Regions from separate parts of the Mus musculus genome. Here region 2 is linked to region 1. A link is a loop called in an ENCODE intact Hi-C map of the cell type or tissue named here. Cell type or tissue: left cerebral cortex. All regions are shown on one strand. Each heading gives the region's core, and the rest is flanking DNA. Links, peaks and the distances in the headings are about the cores only. Region 1 overlaps Zbtb20 (zinc finger and BTB domain containing 20). Region 2 overlaps Zbtb20 (zinc finger and BTB domain containing 20).

The links. A loop is a pair of places that touch in the nucleus more often than their neighbours do. Peaks named below come from ENCODE experiments on the same cell type or tissue, not always from the same donor. Only the 100,000 strongest peaks of a DNase experiment are listed, where the experiment ranks them.
Region 2: it touches region 1 in a loop (2.3-fold over the local background); 2 of 42 quality-filtered maps call a loop at or near these places.

What each region holds. Positions count from the first base shown.
Region 1 is chr16:43,438,981-43,451,546 of GRCm38, reverse strand. All of the region lies in intron 4 of Zbtb20 (zinc finger and BTB domain containing 20), which reads right to left. Among named protein-coding and RNA genes, the nearest start is that of Gm15713, 25 kb to the right of the region's middle. In left cerebral cortex, for the core only: no CTCF peak of the experiment used is centred there; no DNase peak of the experiment used is centred there.
Region 2 is chr16:43,303,209-43,315,774 of GRCm38, reverse strand. The region is part of intron 4 of Zbtb20 (zinc finger and BTB domain containing 20); the gene reads right to left. It also overlaps the pseudogene Gm15711. Among named protein-coding and RNA genes, the nearest start is that of Gm9968, 54 kb to the left of the region's middle. In left cerebral cortex, for the core only: no CTCF peak of the experiment used is centred there; a DNase peak (open chromatin) is centred at 5,687; H3K27ac peaks cover 820 bases.

The sequences.
Region 1 (12,566 bases), core at 3,148-11,147:
ATTCTCTTTCTTTCTCAAATAGACATGAACATATCCTAAAGTCTACAGAAAACCCTTTAACTTTTTGACATGGCTCTTCACAACTTAGTCTGAATTTCTTTCTTATTTGAACAACTAATAGGACTCAGTCCCTAAGAAGCACATCTGAAATTATAGGCAAATTTCAAATGATTCGTTTTCGTAACATGATACCTTCTAGTTCATGCCTCTTCCAGACAGAAGCATCTAAGCACTCGCCAGAGGACCCTAACCTTAAATGACATGGGCCTCAGGGCCGTGCATTACACATTCCTCAGTTTCTTTGTGGGGAAGCTCCTCCTTCAGTATCTTTAGTGCTTTCTGAACTGAATCTCTAGCACCACTGAGGCAGATGGTTAGCACAACGCCACGAACACTAACTTTGCCACAAGCAGTGCACTAGTTTTCCTCCTCACATATCTTCCAAACAGCAACAGAGGAGCTTAATGTGTGTAAAGGGCATCACTGTTCCTCTCACTTCTTTTCAGACATTTTCATCTCATATAAACAGTACTGATGGAATTATAAATACCATTATTCCTCCTTCATGGCAATAGTCTTATTATCTTGCATAAACAGAAGTGAACAAATACGTACATGACACTAATCAATCCCTTTTTTAAAAAATGCAGGTTTTATATTCCTAAACAGTGGTAGAGGAATTTAATGAATTCAACATGTAGTTTACTTGTTTATTTTTTGAATGTTAATGAAGTAAAACCAAATTATTGCTTAAGTTATTCCAGGCTTACATCATCCATTAACACTGTCCATGCCAATCCAGGGCAGGGAGTTGGTGGACCCCGTAGCAATAAGGTCCAAGTCCCCTGAGTCAATGAACAAGGGGCTTGGTAGCCTGGGTAATATGTCAAGATGCTGGCCTGGAGATTTCCATGTGTGAAGCAGGTAGAAAGAGTTTGCTAGCAGTGAGAAAAAGTTATTTGAGGGCATTAGGTGAAAAGGCTAACAACGTCAAACCCGGAAGTGGTCTGAAGAGACTAAGGAAGTGGACAGCTACAACACCTTCCATCTTCTCACTGGTCCCCTTCTTCTGAGCACTCTCGCTGTTACTGTCTTCTACTACTTCACACCTTTTGTCCCTCTGTTCCTCACATTTTTTTCTCCTACCTATTTATAACAAGTAATGGGAATAATTTAAGAGGAAGTGAAGGAAAAAGAAAAGAACTGAGAGGCTTAGGATAATATACTGCACACATACACACATATATAACCTATATTTGATTGATGAAGAAGCAGAAACTGGGACTTTTGAGATTTAAAAAATTCATGGTATGTCTGGTCATATTAATCTCTAGACCAGCTGGGTTTTAGGATTGCTAGAGAAGCTATAAGAGGATCAGGAGTAGGGAAAAAAGGGAAAAAATTGGAATTCTATAAGAATTCATATTTGGAGTGAAAGGAGGACCTCTTTAGAAATACCTATTCAAATTCCCCCCAAAGATATATTTTTTAAACTTATATATAGATAACACCAAGAGAAAAGGCTTAGAAATTCTCTCCTAGGCTTTAGGAAACTACTCAACCCTACACAGTATGCTCATTTCCATCCACTCAAGAAAGAAGGATAACTGGGGCATGGTATCTCACAGTGAATAACATGGTTGGTTACTTTGCTAGGATGACATATGGAGACAGGGCCCATAGGGACAGAGCTGTCCTTAAAAATACAAGGCAGGTTTATCTGAATGTACAGGGTAGACAGGATTAACTGTACAGTGTCACCTACAAAGCATATAAAAGCATTCTTTACCAAGCACTAACTTTCTTTGTGCAGGATGCTGGCAAGAAAATTTAATATGATCAGATGGGTGTGGTGTTACCTGCTATAATCCTCCCAATACTGAGGCTGAGCCAGTGATTTGGTTAGCTTGAGGGGAGCCTGAACTACATAGTAAGAACCTGTTTGAAAATACCTTATAAAACTCAAATCAATATTAAGCTTATGGGAGCTCTCTTTTGGAGCTTAGGTAGAGAAAGGTGGCTGAACCATCCATATCTGATGTTTATAGATATGAGGAAGCGAAGAGCTAGAAGAAGCATAGAATAGAGTCTAAGGATAGTACTACATTTGCCTTTTGTGAAGATAGTCCCCTTTGTTTCATGACACGTTTCTATTTCTTCTTCTCTTTCATCCTTTAAGATGAACATTCTTTGAAAATGGCAGTGAGCATGGCTGATGCTACAGTTCAGATCACGAATATCTCCCAAAAGCTCATGCTAGAGGCTTGGTCTCCAGTCTGTGGTGCTTTGGAAGTGGCATAACCTTCAGAAAGGAGGGTCTGCTAGAAGGAAGTCTGGGCACTAGAGGCATGACTTTGATGAAGATATTGGGACTCTAACCCCTACCTTTCTCTTTCTTCTGCACCCAGTCCTGATCTAGTCCAGAAGTCACAAACTTGTCCCATGATATCCTGTGCCCACATGGGTCCAAACTGACAGGCTAATGGGTTATGGATCAAAGACCTCCAAAGCCATGAACCAGGAAAGACCTTTCTTAAAGCTGATTATCCCTAGAATTTGTGACAGGCAAGCAAGGCAGACCAACAGAACTCATAAAAGAGTGGTGAGTGGGGAAGAAACCCTGAGCACATCTCTGTTTCTGATTTTGTTCTATGCCCCCAGAATGATGCTCATCCCACTGTCTGTGGCTTCCCTGAGGTCTATGGCAAAACATAGGTGCGGCAGGCACACACTTCCGTACTGGGACATCTCTGGCTTAGGAGAAAAAAAAAAAAGGAACTCTCTTCTATGTGCTCACCACAGCTTTTGGTTTCCCAATTTCTCTTAATCTATTAATATTCATTTTCTTTTCCTTCCCACCATTAGGGTTAAAGGCCTCCTCAGCCTCCAGTCCTTGTCTCTGTGGTTTCTAGCTGTGGCTTCCTAGTTCCTGAGCTCTTATAGACCTGATCTTGTACTTCTTCTTTATCACCTAAGCTGCTGACTAATGTGGAGAACAAACCAGAAAAACATACAGCCTGGTGCCTTTCTGAATTATGGAGCCATGAACTGACTGAGAAACGTCCTCTGTAGACTAGTGTATTTGAAAGCCTGGTCCAGGTTGCGGCACTGTTTGGGTAGCCCATAGAAAATTTAGGAGGCAGAGCTTCTAAATTGGAAGGAAGTTTGAGGCTTTGTAGTGTGGCCTTTCTCTCGCTTTCTCTGCCTCCTGTGTGTTGATGAAATGTGATTAGATAGCTTCCTCATTTATAGGCTAGTCTCACCCTCCTGTTGCTGTGCTTTCCCTACCATGGTGGGCTGTAAGTCATCTAGAACTCTAAGGTCATGATGTTTGATCACAACAGAAAGGTATGCCATCAGAACTACTTGCAATTCTTTTTTTATTCCTATTTGGGTTTTGTTTTGATTAGCTACTTTCCCTGATCACTTGGTTGGTTCCTTAGAATGGACCTGCTACCCTGTGCTGTCAGCAGTGAGCCTGGCCTCTTTTCATGCCATGGAAGCAAAGGCCACGCTCCATGGCTGACACTGAACTCATCTGTAACATCAAAGGGATCACTGATGACCTACTCCAGGATTATAATGTAGCACTTACTCCTTTTGCCTTTCAATTTCCGACTGCTGCCAACACACTATAGTGGCTTTCATATTAAGTCTCCAACAAAGACAATAATCATAATAAACTAATAAATGAGCCACCGTTTTCTCTGGGCCTGATCTTCCTGCCTCAGTGCCAACATCAAGTTTCCTATTTACTTCTCAGCCCAATTAAAATCTGATTTGTCTAGTTGTGCTCCTAATTCAACCTTTTTGGGGCCAAGATCATCAATGATTTTTAATAAGCAGAAAGAGGCTTATTTTATTGTAGGGGTTGAGCTACGTAAGCACTAGGAGCCTGGTGTGCACAGCTTTCCTCGTTGGTTTCTCTATCTTGGCACTTGTGAGTTTATCTAGCCTTGCCAGTCTCTTCTGCTCTTACCTTGTACATGGATTCCATGACAGTCTGCTTGCGTCTGAACAGTTGGAGGTACAAACTACGATACATGTGGTAGCCTGTGTTCTTGAATTTTGAGTACCTTCTCTGGACAGAGCATACATTTGTTACAGATGCTGTACAGAGCTATGCTAATGATAACACATCCTTCCACTTGCCTGTGCTCTGTAGCTGCCCTACCCTTTGGTAAGGTGTTCACTGGGATCAAGCCCTTGTGAATGGACAGTCATAAACAGAAAGATAACAGCCAGTCTTTGATCAACTCCGTGGATTAAGTTCTCTGGAGTTGGCAATACCAAGGTTTCGAAAGCTGTCCTGTTTCATAGAGGATGATATGGATGGGCCTTTCTACAGCCTAACCACATTGAAGGCTATGGCTTTGATGGGCCAAAATAGACGCTGTCTTCCTTATTTTGTCTGTCATGGTATTTTATCACAACAATAGGTATGTTTTCCAGCGGAAACTGGGAATCAGTACTGTGATGGATTAAAAAATGTCTGAGTTGCTTTTTCAAAAGTTCATTCTTCACTACCATTCCTTTCTTTCTAAAGTCAAATTTACTAGAGTTCATGCATTTTGTATTTTGACCATTCAATATGTTTAGACTTCTGGGATGATTAATCCTGTCAACTTGACAGCATCTAGAATCACCTAAAGAGACAGCCTCTGGGCACCTCTCTGGGGTGTTTCCAGAGAACTTTAATGAGGAGGAAATACCCACCAAGTAAGCAGAAGGCCCCACCTCCTAGGCTGGGTCCTGGGATAGACAAGAAGGAGCGAGGAGGCTGAGCCCCAGCAACCACTTCTGTTTAGTTCCTGGCTAGGGTGGGCTGCACTCTCAAGCCTCATGCCTGTCCTTAAGATGCTCTTGTCAGGTATCTTTGCCACAACATTGAGAAAAACAATTAGCACAACTCCCTTGCCCCTCATCTGACATCTTTAAAATAAAGCTAGCAACAAACTCCTTTGTTTCATATGCAAATTCCTTTGGAATCGTTCAGCAGCTTTTCCTATAAAACTCATTGTCTTGTCAAATTACATACCTTGGTGGCATTTGAGAAATATGCTATGCAGTCAGGCCCTTCTGATGTCCCATGCCTCCTATGTATGAACACAAATTTCACACAACAGTGCACGGTATAGGTGATTAGCAAACCAGTTTCCATACAGCATTGAAAAAAATAGATACTGTTTTGAGATGCTATGATTAAATTTTACTTTTCTTAAATTCTTAGATGGAAGTTCTAGCAGGACCCCTCTTCCCTGCCTAGTACTTCAGACTGTACTTTGAGAACACGTCCACTACAGAGGTGACTAATTGAGGTAAGGTTACACTAGAAGAGAGAGGGGAAATTGGCCTAATTTAATAAGACCAATGTCCTTATTTCAAAGGCGGAGTTTGAGCAACTACACACAAAGGGAGAATGCCAAGTGGACATAAGGCAGAGACCGGGTCTTGGTTCTCCAGGAGGCACATCAAAGTGACCAGAAAAGTCAGCAAACGCTCAGGAACCAGCCTTCCTGAAACTTTGAGCTAGCAAAATTTTCTTAGAAAATTACACACACACACACATACACTGGAATACTAAGTTTCTCCACTCATCAAATACCTACTATCTATTGTGTATCAGCACTGTCTAGAATGCTGAGTGAATGGATAAGGGCTTCAGGGCTTCACCATCCTACTGCACGAGCAACTTATTAAAAGTGCAGAATTATCAACCAGATGCTATTGACAGAATGTCTACCACTTACTCATTAAAGAAAATTTCCTGAGTGACCACAATAAACCACACACTATTCTAGACCCAGAGGATAAAAGTGTTGACAGATCAAGGTCTCCATCTTATAGGAGCTTAAATTCTACAAGAGGGAACAGAAATTAAGTAAGAAAACCTTAATAAACCATAAAACTTTATTTTGTGTCATACAAACAATACCTTATTATCTAAACCCTTTTAGTCTTGAGGAATGCTCAGGATATTAGCAATACTTAAACATATTCCTAAATCACACATTTTTATTATTTCTCTTACATTCTTGCATCTCTAAAAAAAAAGTCTGTAATATCCTTAAGATCAATGAACTTCAACTATTCTCAAGTTTCCAGTTAAACACAGTTCTACTAGTACTGAAGAACAATCATGTTACTCCATGGTTTCTAGAATAATGACCAGCCTAGTGAATTTTCAGAGTGAGGGTGGGGTCTGTGCTAGTGAATGCACAGGTTAGAGATGCTTAGACAGGACATCTCGACAGCTATATTTATCTATTAGTCATTAAGCCACACAACACACAATTAAGCAATTCTCAAGTGCTGGGGATGGTAGGATTGTGCACAGGCCAGATCTGACACTGGTCCTCATAACATTTACACTATGGGAAAAACATGAACAGGGACATCATGGTTGCTTCCCTTATGACCCTGGTAAGAATTTAGGGAGGGTGCTAGGAAGATACCTGGGTTCAGAGATGTGCCCACAGGACTTTCTGGGAAGAGATTCTTGAAGAAGTGGTGCCTGAATCCTCTGCTGGGGATGGGGATGCATTATTTATTCAAGCTAAGAGCCTGAAGTCTTGGGTTTTCCCTTCTTCATCTCTTCACCCATGTATACACATTTCAAATACTTGAAAGCGTTTTTCAAATATCCTAAGAGCACCAAATCTAATCAAAAGTGAAGGACTCTCCACAGTAAAGGGACCAAAAATAGAAGGGGGAAAAAAGCCCTAATCTCACCACTTGTTTTGAAAACACCCCAAAATGATCAGAATACATTATAAACTAAAACATATGAATTAATCACTCGCCAAGTTTCATTTTAAACCCAAAGCCATGTTGAGGTTCATAACTGAAAAGAATCTCTTCAATTCTGAGCTTGTCTTTTCTTTCCTGGCTCTCGGATGGCTGGAAGCATTTGCTGTTAGGCTGCTTGGAGAGAAAGGGATCTCACTGGTTGGAAACATGAAACACACATTTTCCAGAACATAGTTCCGTGAGATCAGTACTTGTTCACAGCTATACTCCTGATAAGTACAAGAATGCCCGGTAGACAGCAGAGGCTCAAAAAGCCTCTCTGTCCATCTGTCTGTCTGTCTCCCCCTTCCATGTGTGTATATGTGTGTGTGTGTGTGTGTGTGTGTGTGTGTGTGTGTGTGTGTGTGTGTGTATGGTTTATGCATTTACATGGGTATGTGCACTCGTGTCAATTAGAAAGCCAGAGATAGATGCTGCCATTTTCTTCAGTTGCTCTCTACCTCAGTTTTTGAGCTGGGGCATCTCATTGAACCCAAAGTGCATCAATTGCGCCAGGTTGGCCAGCCAATGAGCTCTAAGAACCCATCTGTCACCACCTCCTTTCTCTAGTGTCCCAGTTCTAGATTACAGGTATGCACTGCTGGGCCCAGTTTTCCATGAATTCTGAGGACCTGACCTCAAGCTCTCTCCCCAGACCCTCATGAATAACTAATTAAACCAATAGTTTGGGTCTTCACGTGTTCTCTATCTCATGTCTTATTGGAGTTTCATCTTGCTTTATGACAGTGGTTCCGAGTCTGGGGCTATTTTTGTCCTCATTAGGGGACATACACATTTTCAGCTGTCAAAGTTCAAGAGTTGTTCCTGACACAAGGAATACTGCTAAATGTACTGTACACATCAACTGGGTCAAAGTTATAAGGGCCTACTTCAAATCCTGTGTTTCTGTTGTGTTGTACACTGGAGTCTGCTCTGCCCTGCATTTGGATGGAAGATGTGTCCTGAAAGAAGCATTCCAGAGGGGCCGGTTACCTTCCTTCATTCCTTCTCTAACCAGCAGAACTAATCCCACTCTAAGACATGCTTGGAGAAAAGCAGCCTTGCCATTTGTTTGTCCCACTAGATCAGTATGTACTTACTGAGGAACTTACGTGAAAGACTGTACCCAAAATAACAGTGAATAATTCCTTACAGAATATTGCTAAGTTTTCTGAGTTTACTAAAGAATACTTCCTAATTTCAGTGAAAGTAGACTGTTTAGATGCTAGTAAGGAAAGGATCTTCCTTCTCTCGCAGCTTAAGGACGTCTTGTAAGGCTCAGCACACCAGGTTATCTTTTATCATGATAAATCATATCACCTATTCTATCAAATCTCAGGAATGAATCTTAGACCCTGGGTTTGTAGCACGTCCTCTGCTGCCTTTCTTGCCCTGCACATTGAAATGCTGGTATTTGATTCCCAATCCAATGGAGAAGCTTGGGGCACAGGGCAGGGCATGTGCCAGTTTCCCTACTATGAGGGCAGCTCCAGCAATCATGATGTTGTGGCCTGTAACCCAGTTACCATAGAGACGGAATACATTAAGAGTGCATACAGCATTGTAACTGGGAGGGAAGACTCTTTTTTTAAGATATACAGATAAGACACCAGAGAAAAGAGGCTGCTAAGGGAGAAGTAAAGCAGAACCAAGTCCCCATGAGTACAGAGTCTAGGAAACAGAAACAGCAGAGACTACAACTATAGCAAGACTACCATGAGCTTCCCTCTCATTGGCTGCCTCTAGAAAATGTCAAATATTGGAGGCAGAACACATATTCCAAAGGTATAGAAATGATGTCAGAAATAAGATAACTTTGGTTTTTATTTCTTTTGTTTTGTTTGTTTTTGAGACTGGGTCCAACTCTATATCCCTAACTAGATTGTTACTTTCTATGAAGTCCAGGTTGACCTTACATTCACATAGATCCTCTGTGAATTGCCTCTGACTCCTGACTGTAGGGATTAAGTTTGTGTGCCTGGCCTGGGAATTACCCAAGTTCTTAGATTCTGTTTCCTTCCCTGAGGGTGGAAAGAAATAGAACAAAGATGTCTTTCATCCCATTGCTTAAGACAGGAGTCTCCTTTAATATCCCCACGGTTTGAAACAATTATAGCCAATGGATATGAGGCTTCACAGAACAGAGATTGGAAAACAGAACAGATAAGTGATGTGGGCGTTGTTGTTCATATATAAACAGACTTATTTCATAGTTTCCTAAAAGCAATGACGGTTTCATGTAGACAATTTTGTTGTCCTTCCTATTTTGATGAACAGAACTATTACTGAAATCAAGGCATGCCTGGAATATAAGAGGTCAGGAATCAAGTTTCTGAAGTTTTTAAATAGAAAGACAAACTAAAGTGAGGGTGTACATTGGTGTCACAATGGGTGAGAGTTAATTAGAACAAAAGTATCAGACAAGTTTTTTGATGTCTGGCTCTTGTAATGTTTCATAACACTTCAAAATAGTATGTCCACTCCCCACTGAACATTCATTTCTTTCCATTTTAAATGCTTTCATATCTGCATCTTGGGCTCTTAGTCTTCTCTTCAACACTAATGTTTTTATTTCTGATATAGTAGGCAATACAACTGGACATCTCCTAAATTCTATACTCCTGAAGCTAATTCATATTCTTCAAGCTTTTTTCTCCTTTGTTCCCCATGAGAGGAAACAGGATTAACTATTCACACACCTGCCCAACTGATATGCCTTCTCTGTTGCCTTTCATTTATCCCCCAAATAATTACCACTCCCACATAGACAGGCAAACGTAATGCAATTTTTAAATAGCTAAAGATTCTTCTGTGCAGAGAAAGCAAGATTTCCACTATTGACTTTTTAAACTTACAAATTTTATAAGTCTAATTTTATTTAAAACTTACCTTTTAAGAATATATACACATATTAGTCCATTTCTTAACAATTTCCTTTGTATAAAGTAAGAACAAAAGCTTTCAATACAAATGAAGTTTTTCTTAGTAGGCAGAAAATCTGGAACCTCAAACTATTTCAACTGTTAGTCAGAGGCACCAAGGGCACCAATAAACACATCGGCTATTTTTATAGTCACTTGACAGCGAGGGGTTTTAAGTCTATACCTTATTAGGGAAGTTTCCAGCCGTGCTCTCCTGTATGTTTGAGTTCTACTCTTATCTAATTTTATAAATAATTTCCAGAGCTGCTGATGGTGCACAGTGTGGTGTGTCACCACTAACCCTGTCTCTGGTTTCTGGCAACTTCCGGCCTCGCCATCTCTCAGCGTTACTGCACATGTCTATAGCACATCAGCTAGGCTAGCATTGCCTGCCACTTATTTCAGTGGCCCATTGTATTATGCTCTCTTGTTTCCAAGTCTCTATGCATGGCACTACTCATCTAGAGTATCCATATTCCCTGACAAACATTTACTGAATGAAAAAGAAAAATAAACACTTTGGATGTTGCTGTTTTGGGCATGAAACAGAAATAGTAGCCTATCAAATGTTTTGGATAAACCTACATAAGAACTCTTATTTTCAAAATTAATTTTGAAGAATCTCAAAATTTTGCCATGGAGAATCATGGGGCCCAGACCACAATATTATGTTTTTTTTTTTTTTTTTTTTTTCCATTTTTTATTAGGTATTTAGCTCATTTACATTTCCAATGCTATACCAAAAGTCCCCCTTACCCACCCACCCCCACTCCCCTACCCACCCACTCCCCCCCTTTGGCCCTGGCGTTCCCCTGTACCGGGGCACACAAAGTCTGCGTGTCCAATGGGCCTCTCTTTCCAGTGATGGCCGACTAGGCCATCTTTTGATACATATGCAGCTAGAGTCAAGAGCTCAGGGGTACTGGTTAGTTCATAATGTTGTTCCACCTATAGGGTTGAAGATCCCTTTAGCTCCTTGGGTACTTTCTCTAGCTCCTCCATTGGGAGCCCTGTGATCCATCCATTAGCTGACTGTGAGCATCCACTTCTGTGTTTGCTAGGCCCCGGCATAGTCTCACAAGAGACAGCTACATCTGGGTCCTTTCGATAAAATCTTGCTAGTATATGCAATGGTGTCAGCGTTTGGATGCTGATTATGGGGTGGATCCCTGGATATGGCAGTCTCTACATGGTCCATCCTTTCATCTCAGCTCCAAACTTTGTTTCTGTAACTCCTTCCATGGGTGTTTTGTTCCCACTTCTAAGGAGGGGCATAGTGTCCACACTTCAGTCTTCATTTTTCTTGAGTTTCATGTGTTTAGGAAATTGTATCTTATATCGTGGGTATCCTAGGTTTTGGGCTAGTATCCACTTATCAGTGAGTACATATTGTGTGAGTTCCTTTGTGATTGTGTTACCTCACTCAGGATGATGCTCTCCAGGTCCATCCATTTGGCTAGGAATTTCATAAATTCATTCTTTTTAATAGCTGAGTAGTACTCCATTGTGTAGATGTACCACATTTTCTGTATCCATTCCTCTGTTGAGGGGCATCTGGGTTCTTTCCAGTTTCTGGCTATTATAAATAAGGCTGCTATGAACATAGTGGAGCATGTGTCCTTCTTACCGGTTGGGACATCTTCTGGATATATGCCCAGGAGAGGTATTGCACAGCTAAACAAAGAATTCTCAACTGAGGAATATCGAAGGGCTGAGAAGCACTTGAAAAAATGTTCAACATCCTTAATCATCAGGGAAATGCAAATCAAAACAACCCTGAGATTCCACCTCACACCAGTCAGAATGGCTAAGATCAAAAATTCAGGTGACAGCAGATGCTGGCGTGGATGTGGAGAAAGAGGAACACTCCTCCATTGTTGGTGGGAGTGCAGGCTTGTACAACCACTCTGGAAATCAGTCTGGCGGTTCCTCAGAAAATTGGACATAGTACTACCGGAGGATCCAGCAATACCTCTCCTGGGCATATATCCAGAAGAAGCCCCAACTGGTAAGAAGGACACATGCTCCACTATGTTCAATATTATGTTTTGCATTAAAAAAAATTCCTTTCAACTCAGTACAAGAAAGGCTTACCCTTTCCTACAATTTATCTAAAAATATTTATGAACACCCAATGCAGTGGCATAGGGTGAGGCACAGGGGATGTCTTGGAGGGCAAAATGGACAAAACCCCAAAGAAATAAGCACCTAAGAGAAAGCCTTAGATGGTGGAGCCTATGATCCATTGCAAATGGAGACAAATGTGCCAATCAAGCACATGTTTGAAGGGAGTAAGTGATAAGAAGCAAATGGTGGGCCTCCAGGAACAGAAGGATGGTTGCTTGAATCAGGGTAGCTATGGTCTGAGTGGTAAGAGACTGGGTGCGTTCTGCAGGTTAGGTAAGGCCTTGCTTTAGAGTGAAGATTCAGTAAAAGCCTAATAATGAGGATTGGCAAGATTTATTCAGGGAAAACCTTTGCAGCAGTGTGAAAAGCAAGTGCAAAGGACCTGCAGACACACAGCGGGGAGGGGGGGGGGGTCGGGGCTGGGGAAGAGGGAGAGAAGGTTCCAGTGCGACTGAGTGGAGAGTGTGGTATGGATCCTCTCCTCACCTGGCCTTTTCTTTCACTTGAGAGAAGCCTCCCAGCCCTGACAGTTGGGAGCAGAGGACTGGCATGAGCTGACTGTTTACCTAGCACACTGCGGAGGGGCTTCCTTTGGAGAATAGCCTGGATATTTTAAGGGCAGAAGCAGGAAGTGTAGTGAGGGAACTCCAGAAACAATCCGTGTAAGGAAGGAAAGCGTTCTGAGTCAGTAGAGAGACGGGATGGGATGAGCGGTATGGATTGGAGGTT
Region 2 (12,566 bases), core at 2,494-10,493, 140 kb after region 1:
AACACTGAGAGTGGGAGAAATAGTCGTTCTCAGTGAAGGACATTGAAGTAATCAAATACCAAAGAGTCAGACCTGAAAACATACATATAAAAGTAATGTTATGCAGACTGAGGAGGTTGTATTCATGAAGAATACATATATATATTATATATAAATTTAAGAATATATATATATATCTCCAAAATTTAAAAAGAGAAGGCTATGATTTTGAAAGTGAGCAAACATGGGAGGGTTTTCCAGGAGAAAAAGGAGGAAATGATGTAATTATATTAATCTCAATGTTGAGTATTATTTAACTATAGGTGTAAACAAAAAAGCTACTATATAAAGGTATGCAGAGATTTTTAACAAAACCAGAAAGGGTGTGTATACAGAGGAAAAAGTATAACAGTATCCACAAATTTGAAAGTAGATTATTTGTGGACAATTTTGAGTGATTTTAATTATCCTCTTGTAGTTTAATCTATACCCATGAATGACTTTCAAATGAAAAAGTAAAAACGAGTAGCTATGATAGGTCACATTCCTATTTTAGAGACGATAATATTGAGGGCAAGATCAGTAGAAATTGTAATTTTCCCCTTATTTAGTGCCGGAGCTTGAATAGAAACCAATGCTTTCATTTTTAATTAGTGTGTTTTCTGACCTCTATTTCTTTTCAGTTGTTACCATAATGGAGAAATTCAAAGGGAAGCCAGGAAGAAAGCCATGGAGGTGGCTGGTGATGCACAGAGTGAAAATGTGCTGCCAGCTTCTACTGAGTAGTCCCTATATGGCTTCAGGCTTCTCAGCGTTCTCATCAGGCTACATGTTTCAGAGCCCAACCAATACTAAACATAGTAGGCTGTAACAGCACCTCTAATTCTTTGCTCACGCTATGAAGCAGAACATTATCTGTGTATCATATGATTTACTGTGACTCTTAGCAGAGGATGTGATCATGTGTGGGACTGGTGCACATCACTACCTGCTGGCACTAAGTTTAGTGAAATAATTTGACTTGATTGATGAAATATTAAGCTACATTAAATGAGCAGAGACTTTACATACTTTTGTAGGGGACAAAATTCTAAAATTGTTAATGTTTTATCTTCCCATAGTAACTGTGTTAAAAGTGAAACTTGTTTTTCATGAAAAGGTATAGTTAACATACCACATCATGTCCTTCTGTACTAATCTGGGACCAAAATAAGCCACTGGGAAGGCAGGTCCCATTTCTGGAGCATTTTCTCCATCTTTGATGCAGTCTGGAAGGATGTATTTAGTACCAATAATTATCTCAATCACCACGCCCTGATACTCTTTCTACTGTATTGCCATTTGCATTCCAAGCCTCTTTAGTGCCTCCTGAAAGTAGATTCTGCCCTGTGGTGAATCAGATGGGGTCAATCTTAGATTTCTGTTTGAAGATACCAAGACTTTGCCATCTCTCATTCTCCGGGCTTCATGAAATTTCAGCAATGCTCAGAAACCCTCTGTATTGATTTGATACTTCAAATACTGGCAGAAACTATTGAGATTACTACCAATTGACTGGATTGACAACCATCTTCATCCTGATACATGGAAAAAATATTTAGATTCTCACACATTTCTATTAGTTTACCCAGAGTTAATTACACTTTCTAGGCTATAAACTAAAATACACATTCTTTCATTTACTAGGATATATAAGAAAACAAGCATGTAAGTATAGCTTTTGTACAGTAGCCCCATGTTTTATATAGATATCCTTCAGAAATTTATAATGCCATAATACACAGAGGTGAACATAAGGGTTTAAGCTAGCTTTGTCAATCAGACCAAGAACTGGCAATAAGTCACTGGCTGTAGTAGAAAGGAGAAAAGGAGTTGTGAATCAACAGTTACAAACAGACCAACAAACTTGAGTATACATGTCTGTGTATCTGCCAGATCAAGGGCTCGATCAAGGGTTGCTGTATATGTAGTAATCTGCATGGTAGTTTCAGAAGGCAGGGGTGGGTGAGTGACTTGAGGATGAATCAGAGAAGAGGAGGAAGAAGTTACAGTAAAGGTAGGTTTAGCAAGGCCACTGGGGTCTAAATGGGATAAGTTATTCTAGAAATGTCAAGACTTGTATGCAGTGTCTCTAGCATAGTTCACATTAAAAAAAAGCATTAAGTACTATTCCATGTTCTTTTGCATCAGAGTTGTTTCATCCTCAATAAGTCTAGAATAGACTCATCAATCTCTTCTAACATTGCAAAATATCTTGGCTGTAGTGGTTTGAATGAGAATGGCCTCTATAGGATCAATTGGTCCCCAGTTGGTGGAACTGTTTGTGAAGGTTAGGAGGCGTGGCCTTGTTAGAGTAGGTATGTGCCTAGGGGTGGGCGTTGCTCTTTCCAAAGGCTCATGCCATTCTCTGTGCTCCACCTCATGGTTGTCGACCAAGATGAGAGCTGCTGTTCCATCTTAAACTCTAATCCTCTCAAACCAAAGCCAAATTAAATGCTTCCTTTATAAATGTCTTAGCTCACTGCATTTTTGTTCTTCATAAAGCAAGTTTATTTCTGCAGAGGAGGTGTCTTAGGTTTACATCCAGGGAAGAAGCAGAAAGAAACTCCCCCTCTCAGAACAGGGTCCCCGAGTCCTCAGTAGCACGTTGTGTTTCAACGATCTTTACTGGGGACCAAAGAGGTTGGGATCATGAAGAGTCAAACTAGTTACCAGCTGCTCAAAGTTACTCAGGCTCCAAGGTGGACATGACAGATTTTCAGGGCCAAGAGACCTGCTGTGACACGGGGGCTGATTGAAGGTGAACAAAAGATCTGTCTGATTCCGGGGGCAGCCACAGTAAGGCCTGATGCAGTGTGACATCCTTTGCTACCTGCTGCTTGCCAGAAAGGAACCAGGCATCTTGACAGCAGCCTCTCAGGGATAAGTTCTCCAACCAGAGAGGCTGCACAGATAGCACGTGCACAGCCCTAGCCCCCTGCACCCGCCAATGTCCTCAAAATGGTACCGTGCAGCCGCTCCACCCTGTCCGTGGGCCTGCAGCTCCAGAAGTTCTATGATCAGACTCTGGTCGGTCACAGGATGGCAGAAAACTTCTTGGTTGTCTGGCACCGGTCGGAGGTCCCTCACATCAATGGCCCCTGTAGGGAGGATGGCGAAGAAGGCGCCTCCGAACAGTGGATAGTTTCTGGTGGGCTCCATAGATCTATTACTTGAGTCTGGACATTAGCGAGGTTTTAAAGAAACCTACATGAGCCTTTGAGGCATCATTTCCCCTGGTGTTCCTGGAGCAGCCACTCGCTCAGTGCATTTTTATCATAGCAATAAAAAAAAAGTATTAAGATACAGAGGAAGAGTATCTAGTGTACACTTCGGCTAGGAGCCTAGGCTTAAAGAGAATTGCTTCAGGGACTGCTTAAGTTAGAAATGAACCAAGGCATTAATAGCAGACAAAGATGACATACTAGCCTATAAAACAGGCTGAGACATTGGTGTGATAGTGGGGCAAATGTTATTGGTGTCACCAATCACTCTTGTTACATTGAAGGCCCACTCAAAGAGATGAAACCCATACCGGACACTGTCAATAATGTCAAGAAACTGTAGCCCTGAAAGTAAACAAGTAATTACTGTTTTTCTAAATATGATTAACAATAAAAATGAGTCCTAATCACTTACACATGGATTAGCACATCCCCTACTCCTCATCAAGGAAGCCTTTTCTTGCAGCAGATGGGAATTAACATAGATAACAAGAGACTTCTGAATGCTCAGCCCTAAATGGGAAGTCTATATCAAAGCCTTCCCCTCAAACTTCAGGGATCCAAGTGGCAGAAGGGGTGGAAAGTTTGTAGGAGCCAGAGTTGAAGGCTGACTTCACGAAAACAGTGTTCTTTTCAGACACAACTGGGCAAATGCACAAACTCACAAACTGTGAGTGCATGCACAAGAGCAGCACAGGGTCAATACTGACAAAAATCTATCATGAAGGAGACGAGGTGGGCAGGAAGTCCCCCTTAACATACATCCCTAGCTGTGGCTGCTGTTCGTGGCTGATTGCTCCTGGGAAAAGAAAACTTGTTTTCTTCAGTGGAGTGATACCTAGTATATCAACCCCATTCCAGGGCAGGTCCCATGCCCAAGAGTAATTCCTCAACATAAACTAGACTCATAGAAAGGAGATGGGTAAGGGAGGAGAAGAGGAAGTGGGAGGGGGAAAGACTATGAAGTTGGGTGGGGAAGGATCTGGGTGAAGTCAGGAGAGGGAGATAAATATCAAAATACACTGTATGAAATTCTCAAGGGAAATAATGTAGGCATATTAATACACTCACATTATGATCTGGCACTCATAAATACGGCTTGGGAAAGTCAGACAATCATCTACATTCAACTCTACTCCAAACGGGGTTGTCTAAATTCTTCAAAGATATCAAACCTTGGAGTAAATCCTAAACTGTTCAGCTAAGAAATACAGTTCTCATTATTTTCGTCAGAGTCATTCCTTTATTATTATCCTATAGTATGATATGTATTGATCCTTCTGTGCTTGTGAGAAAAATGTGAGAACAAATTTTGGAAAATAAGAAAAAGAATAGTGGTATTTTATATTATCTTGCCAAGATGTACTGAAAGATTTCCTGACATTTTGAATTCATGGCAATATGCTTTTTAGTTAATATTTTTATAAGGTTTTATTAAAGTGGAAGACAATTGAAAGTTTAAGGGTTATATCTAAATGTATTAAGCTTGAAGGGTTTAGACATAAATGAGTGCTTTATAGGAAGTTATTGAGATCTGTAAGCTTCTAGAACAGATTTATCAACGCTGATGATGTCTGCTCCAGATCACCCTGCCCAAGCAGCTCTATAAGGCGGGATTCAGTTTATTCCACAACTGACCAGGCAGCAGAGGACTTTTCTGGAACATACTGGGTTGGAGGCTCACATAAGGTTTAATAATAAATACTTTGTATTTTAGAATAGTTGATAAAGCAAACATTCCTGTGTTTTGATGTATAAAGGAAAGGATTGTGCCCTTAATCTGCAAAACTACAGCAGGGCATGCTGGGCAGGTTACAGCCCTTTACACAGACATATGTGGCTTTTCTTTGACAATGAGTGGGCAACTCTTAAAAAAAGTTTCAAAATAGAACCCACCCACCAGCATTTTCCACCCTGAGACATTAAACTCAGTTGCAAAGAAATGAAATGTTACTATTTACAAAGCTCTTTTCATCTTATATCCTGTCTTTTCTCTTGTGCATTTTCTTTTTTCCCCCTTTCTCCTTGTTCCCTTACCTACTTCATTCTACCCATTTGCTCGCATTTCCTAAGGCCTCCTGCCCCTATTATTCTAAAATCTGTTCATCCTGAAACAGGCTTCACCAATGGAAAAGAAAAGGCCCCAGACAAAGCCCTGATCTGAGACAGGGCCCTCCAGAGGGTGGTGAATGGTGACTGGAGTCCAGCCTGTGGGGCTGAGAATGTTAACCATTCTGAAGGCTCTTCCCTGGAAAGCCATTAGGCTTCAGCGGGCTTGATAGCTGTATCAAGCCTTGTGATTTCAAAGCTTTCATGGCTGACAAGGACTTGCTAATTTCAAACTTTCTAACCAATTACAATCACAAAGAACTCAGGACAATAATCAGCGAGCAAAATGAAACTGCTCTGGGAAGCAGCCTCTGCAGGTTTTACTCTTGAGGCTTGGCAGCCAGTGTGCAGCTGGGACTCGGCTTCAGCAAATAAATAAAACTACACCATAAACTACAAACATACACAATGGATCCCACTCGCTGCTGTTCCCAGTAGTGGGGTATGGAGAAACCTTCTCCTGCATTCAGCCCATTAATTTCTGATGGTGTTAATTAAAAACTTTTGATGCTGGTTTGAATGGAAAAATACCTCAAACAGTGTTTCCTTTATTGAGGCCTAAGTTCTAAGTGTTGGATTATTAGGTTAGGCTCTGTCAGCAGTGAGACCAACAGAAATGCTTTTCATACCATCTGCTTTGACCAAGAAGAATAGTAATAGCGATAATAAATACATTAGTAAAAAGGAGGAAGAAGAGAAACTGTTTAGGTTGAAAACTCTGTATTTCAACCTAGTTTTGAAGAGCTATATTGAAAATCCAGGTCCCTGAATACAGAACAAATGGGTAAGAAAAATAAGAGCAGAGAGAGAGAGAGGGAGGGAGGGAGGGAGGGAGGGAGAGGGAGAGGGAGAGAGAGAGAGAGAGAGAGAGAGGGATTTCTCTAAATTCTTACAGAACATTTAAATTACCCCATGTTCCAGGAACTGAATATTTTATATTTAAAATGCGAAAGCTGCTTAAAACAAGCGAATCAGCTGCTAAGTGATTTCTCTCTGGCTTTTCCCTCTCCTATCTCTCTACAGGCTGAAAAAGAATGCCTACAAAGGTATATCCACCCGATTTTGTGACTTAAGAAACTTACTATAATTACTGAGGACTGGTGTTTCCTGCTTAAGAGCAAGCTGCAATGGAATAAATGGAACTGAGGGCCTAGTTATCATCCACCCCCGTGAGATGCAGAAACCAGTTCCAAAGGCCTAACCCAGGTAGCAGGTAAGGATGCTGAGCCCTTGCTCTGATTTCTCTACATCCTGGGAACCCTGGGCAGTCTTGGGAATTGAGAGAGCACATGAGAGGATAGCAGGAGGAATTCTTTGCTGTAGCCCAGCAAATGACACCCAGGACCTCTATCCAATGCCTTGTGACATATGAAACAAACCCCTGAGATATTCAGATTAGTTTTTCATATTCGTGTCTAATTTTGTTACTTACTAGTTCCCTCCTTTGCAATGGACAGGTTCTGGTAGTTTTGAGTACCTGTAGTGAGGACCCCAAAATGCCATGTCACAACGACCCTACTTTCTTTGTACATTACTATATCCAGAGACTATCACTTTTTTCATTTCCCACCTTGTTTATTCATACTACCTGTGAAATCAACTTGCTCCTTAAAAGACCACAAAACTTCTGGCTATTTTAGCCAAAGGTCTCATCACCTACTCTTAATTACCATAGCTTTAAAAAGGATGATGGGCCATACAAAGGCTAGCCATTTAAGCAGGTTTTCTTTCCTTCCGTCCCCAAAGTCAGGCTTCCCTGGCCTCTGCCACTGTGACAGTCTGCAGAACTGACCCACCCAATGTGATGTGACATAATGGTGATCCTTTAGAAGAATCAGCAGCAACGACAGAAAGGCCTCACAGTAAGGCATGAGCAGGGGATATCCTGACTGATGGAGCTGAAACTCCATAAAGGAAACAGCTTTGCTCAAAGCACAGGAATCTGTTTGCTCACAAAACTTATGAATTCTACTCTGAGCAAATTGATAGGTGATCCTGCCTACAAAAGGGCTAGTAAATGTAAATTAACTAACAGAGATATAGCAAATGAATGCATTTAAAGATGATTTTCAGCTGAAATGATTTTTTTTTCCTAGAGACCAAGTTTTTGTTAAACTTAATCCTGACTCTCTTCCCTCTCCAGCAGCAGAAACATCTGGTCGGTTTTAGATTCCCCTTGGATTTCCAACTTCAAAGGGAATTACAAAGAATAACAAATTCATGTACCGGCAGTAAAAAAAGAAAAAAAAACCTAGAGCAGCGTGAAGGAATGGTAAAACTGTCCTTATTTGACTGCTGGTGACAGGCACCAGAGGCAGAACTCTGAGGAAAGACAAAGGCAAGATCACCTGTTGACAAGCAGAGTCCTGCAAAGCACTAAACCTGAGATGCACAGGGTCATAAAGAGCAGTGCATCTGGAGGTGGAATTTTTTTTTATTTATATGCTGCAATGAATAAAATCGTATTTAATATATAAAATGAATTGGAACAAAAGAAAATGATTCACATTTCTCTAACAAAACCTTCATTGAAATACTAACAAATAAATCAATACAAATTTATCAAAAGGATGACTTGGAGACAATCTTAGAGATCCCTTTGGCCTTTGAGTTTTGATTTAATTGTGAGGAAACTGTGAATTTTTATTCAAGGGAGGGTAGGATAAGTCATCTCAGAAATAAATTCAGCTCTAACAGACCACAGACCTATCATATTGTGATTAAAAAACTGTTCTCCAAGGACTTGAAAAGTATCTGGTGTTTTGTCCTAGATTCTGGGCACTTTGTGTGAGGACTAACCAGATACTGAAGTCATGCTAATAGAAGAGGGTTTGAAAGAACTGTGATATTTGTAATTGTAAGGATATTAACATGCTGTATTTGATAATATATGATAAATACGGAATTATTTCTCTCTATCATTTTCCTAGTAAAACTGAAATACACTTTCTAGAGTCTAGGTCTTGATGCAATCAAGAGAATGAGACAATCTAGAGAAAGTGCAATGCTGCCATTGTAATTATCTTTTATAAACAGCTTTCCCTCATCCTTGCTTTATGTGCAGTATCTACAACAACAACAAAAACAAACAAAGGACATGATTAACCAATCAACTTGTTTGTGGACAAAGAAAGAAAAATAGTTAAGGGCTAAAAGTCTTTAAATAATTAATTCCAAGAGTCCTTACTCTTAGGATTGAAAGGTTACAAGATCTCCATGCTACAAAAAACATTAGATGAATTCAGAGTGGCTATCAAATACCCAGAAAACAAGCTGTTGGCATATATCATCAAAAAATCAGAAATATTTCTACAATGAAGGTCAGAACTCATAGAAGCAGTTCTCATGGGAGTCTAGAGGGGCCTCTGGAGCAATCTCCAGATGGATAGCCATTTCTCAACCATCTCCCGTTCAAACTGTAGTCTAGTCAAAGGGAAGAATGGGGATTCCTCCTCAGCATCCCGATGTGAAAGGACTGTGATGAGGATATAAGAATCTCTTTAAATATCTGCTTTAGCATGGATTTCATTCCTCTCTCCTCCCATGTGACAGAGAATCACAGGAGTTATCTTGGGGAAGGAATAACATAATTTTTATCCTCTTGTCCACAATTGCATAATATATGTTTAATAAAAACTTCCCAGAAAATATGCCAGTTTCATGGAATAGAGAGGCTCGGCAATCTAAATAAAACCTTCTACCTCCTTTGGCTATGATTATCAGCATCTTTAGGCTTAAAAATCCTGTCATGCATTTACAAAGGATCCCTTGCATCAAAATAAGGAGAGTCATTCAACTATAATCATGAGCTTAGTTCAGAGAAAGAGGTAGAAAGTGGATTGCTACTTTATTCTTAGTGTTACACATAAGGTCACAAATACAACAGTGACCCAAGAAGCCACACATAAGGAAGAAACAGGAGCTATTTTTCAAGGCGTTTTTCAAACAGAACTTTTATCAGGCTCAGGTGATGAGCCTACTGATCTGTTGGGAGTCACAGTTACTTCTGAGATGGCTTCAGCTACTCTTTCTAGAAGAAAATACTATCACTATTATTGATAATTATTACTATAACTGCAATCATGATGAAGTTTTGGTGGATAACTTGAGTACATGGTATAATACACAAACAAGAAAGAATCATGGTTTCTCTGTCAAAGAAATGTACTTTACAGTTCATGTTTATGACAGGAACATAGTACACCATCACATGTAAGGAAAAGATGTAAATAAATGACCATAAGGTGCTGTTAGTATCCATGTTAAAATAACGACAGGAAAGTGAGTTGCTATAAGATATGGATACTTTGCAACTTTAAAATAGTACAATTGCTTGTTACTGCTTTGTCATACCTGCCTGAATTCCATGGCACCAGGGCACACTTCAGCTCTTTAGCTGATATTTTAATGGTGGTGATGTCAAACCATAGTAGAGGAAAATAAATGTTCAGAAGACAGATGGAAAGAGAAGAGATAGAAACAGGAAAAGAATTTGTATTGTTTACACATGCACAGGAGCAGTTTCTACAGATGCTCTGTTTGATTGGATAGTTTATTGCTTGTGTTATTACTTTCTTTTTTCCCCGTGTGCTTTTCCTACCAGCTTTGGCTGAAAATATTTTGTATGTGTCCATTCTGTAAGCCATCATATTTTTTCTAGAGATTTAGTGTGGTGGAGAAATTTTTTATATCTTCTCGAAGGGTTAGGCACATCAATATTCCAGCCACTCACTTTCGAGGCCAATGGAAACTGCACCAAAGATTAAACAGGCCAAAGTAACACATAAATTCAGTTTCTATGGATGCAGTGTGTACTTGCTCACATCCTGAATATCTGATGAGTTCAAAACACCTGTTGGCTAACACATCACCACTGAACAGTCTCTGGCTTAAAATTTAGTAAGTAAGAAAGGAAAACTTGCAAACAGGTACTGTACACAAATCCCAATTCAACACATCATTCAGAATGTATAGAGCTCTTTTGTGAAACTTGTGTTCTATCTATGGAAAAGTGGCTTGTAGATGTTTCTCTGGAGACCTTGGGACAACCAGAGTAATAAACACAGGCAGTGATGTGCAGCGGATTATTTCCTCTCCTTGGATATAAAGCTGTATGTATAAAATTATATAATGTTCCCCTTTTCAGATTTAAGAGTCCCATGTAACTACCAGGTGCTTTCCTGTTATCAAAAAAGCCTTAAAATCTATACACATTTGAACGGAGCACTAAGTTAGGTTTAAGTACTTTGCTTTGCTCTATATAGTAATGGCTTAAAGCAGTTTAGAGTTCTACGTGGTCGGAGGATGAACTTTTTCTTTTACTTCAGATGAACAATTGCATATAATACATTGATATGTTCAATGATAAAGATAAGTGATACTGTATAAGTCTGCTGTGCAAGTTATCATCCTAAAATTGAGTTAAGCAAAAAGATCCCAAAGAAAACCGTTTGTCTCAGAAGCCTATCTAACGTTAGAGTGGTCTCTTCTCCAACCCCACTGTCCTTTGGCTAGCACATGTGCCTGAGGGTGCTATGGCACAAGCTGCTGAGATATTTCCAGTCAGTTGCTACATATGAGAAGACATGAGGCCAAGACACGAAGAAGAGAAACAGTGTTCCATATAATGATGAGAATTGCTTTTCTGAAACTTTTAAAAACATCAACATGTAAAAGCATCCTAATGAACCAGAAATATTGGCTAATTAATTAACTGTCATGATATCTGAGTTTTTCAAAATAACAAGGCAATACAGTGGGAAACTGACAGGCCACAGGTTAAGCAGTGAATGAGCCAGATGATGAATGCACAGGAGTTCATTACCGTAATCTGCCTACATTCATGGATTTGAAAATTTTGAAAAATCATCTTAAAATATATACTTCATTTGAACTTTCAATCATTTATCCATTATTTACAGACTGATTCACACATTGTTCATATGCAAGGGACTATAGAAATGGAAAAAGTAAAATATAATGCTTTTGTGGGCATTTTGATTATAGGAATAGAATTTATTTATTTAGAATGTCTATAAAGACTTTGTAACTAAATGAAAAATTCTTAAGTTAAATTTTTAAAAAAGGAACAAAAAAATTACAGAGGAATTCCAAGCACAGCATATTCGAAAACTATGTCCTCAGAAGAAAATGAGAGTTAGAAAATGTATCAAATAGGTATTAATGGTTAGATTTAAATTATAGATATAATTATTTTAATTTTTCTTCATTTTACTCCTATGTATTTTTCCAAATTATTTTTAATGAACAAGTATCATTTTTAAATGAAATAAATAATTGTTCATTACTAGACAAGATGTGCTCCCTCCTCTAGAAGGTTTCCATGTACTAAAACAGAGAAATGCAAGCACACAGCACTGCCCACTCCTTCCCTCCGCCCTGTATCTTCGTGCCTGAAAGCGGATACACCCAAAGGCCAAGCCCATCAACTTATACTTCATCTGATCACAGAAACAGAAAACACTGGGGAGGAATCTGCTTCTTTTGCAAGTCAGCCATAGTGTGGAATTGTGGCTTTTCTGTGCTGATATCATTTTGTGAGTAATGCTAAGAGAGAACAAGTTAAAGTTACCAAGTAGGCCTGTTCATTGTGCCTCTGGGCTCCCACTCAGAGCAGGTTTACCTTGGGTAGCAAAACAAGTAAAGCAGGGAGTCGGGGCTGGGGACGGGAGAAAGAATAACAGTCCTAAAGCCATGGCCTTCGGTGGCAAGCAGGACACGCTCAGGGACAGAGATAGAGTGGTGACAGAATTAGAAACAGTAACGGTGACAACTATGGATCATGTGCAGGGAGCATGGAAATTCCCCACAGAAAGCTCTGTCTCACCCTAAGAGATGATTTTCTTCATTTACTGCACATTCATATGAAGTGCAGTCAAGAGTGTAACTTTAAAGGTTTGGATGACTCTGCTGTTTATGACTAAACAGGACTAGAGTGCCAGGCAGAAGAGAGCCAGAAGCCAAGCGAGGTGTTCCTTCCCTCCCCCTCCCTCTGGAGCACATTTGTCATTACAGTTTACAGCCTGCCAGCCTCTAGCAAACTCAGCTCTTTCTGGCTGTCTCCTACCTTCCCATCCTGCCTTGCTCTCCTCCAGGCACCTACTACCAAGACTGTTCAAGGACACAATGCTACACTACCCTTCTAGAAACTTCACATAGTCTCACCAGAAGACAAGCAGCCAAACTCTAAACCTG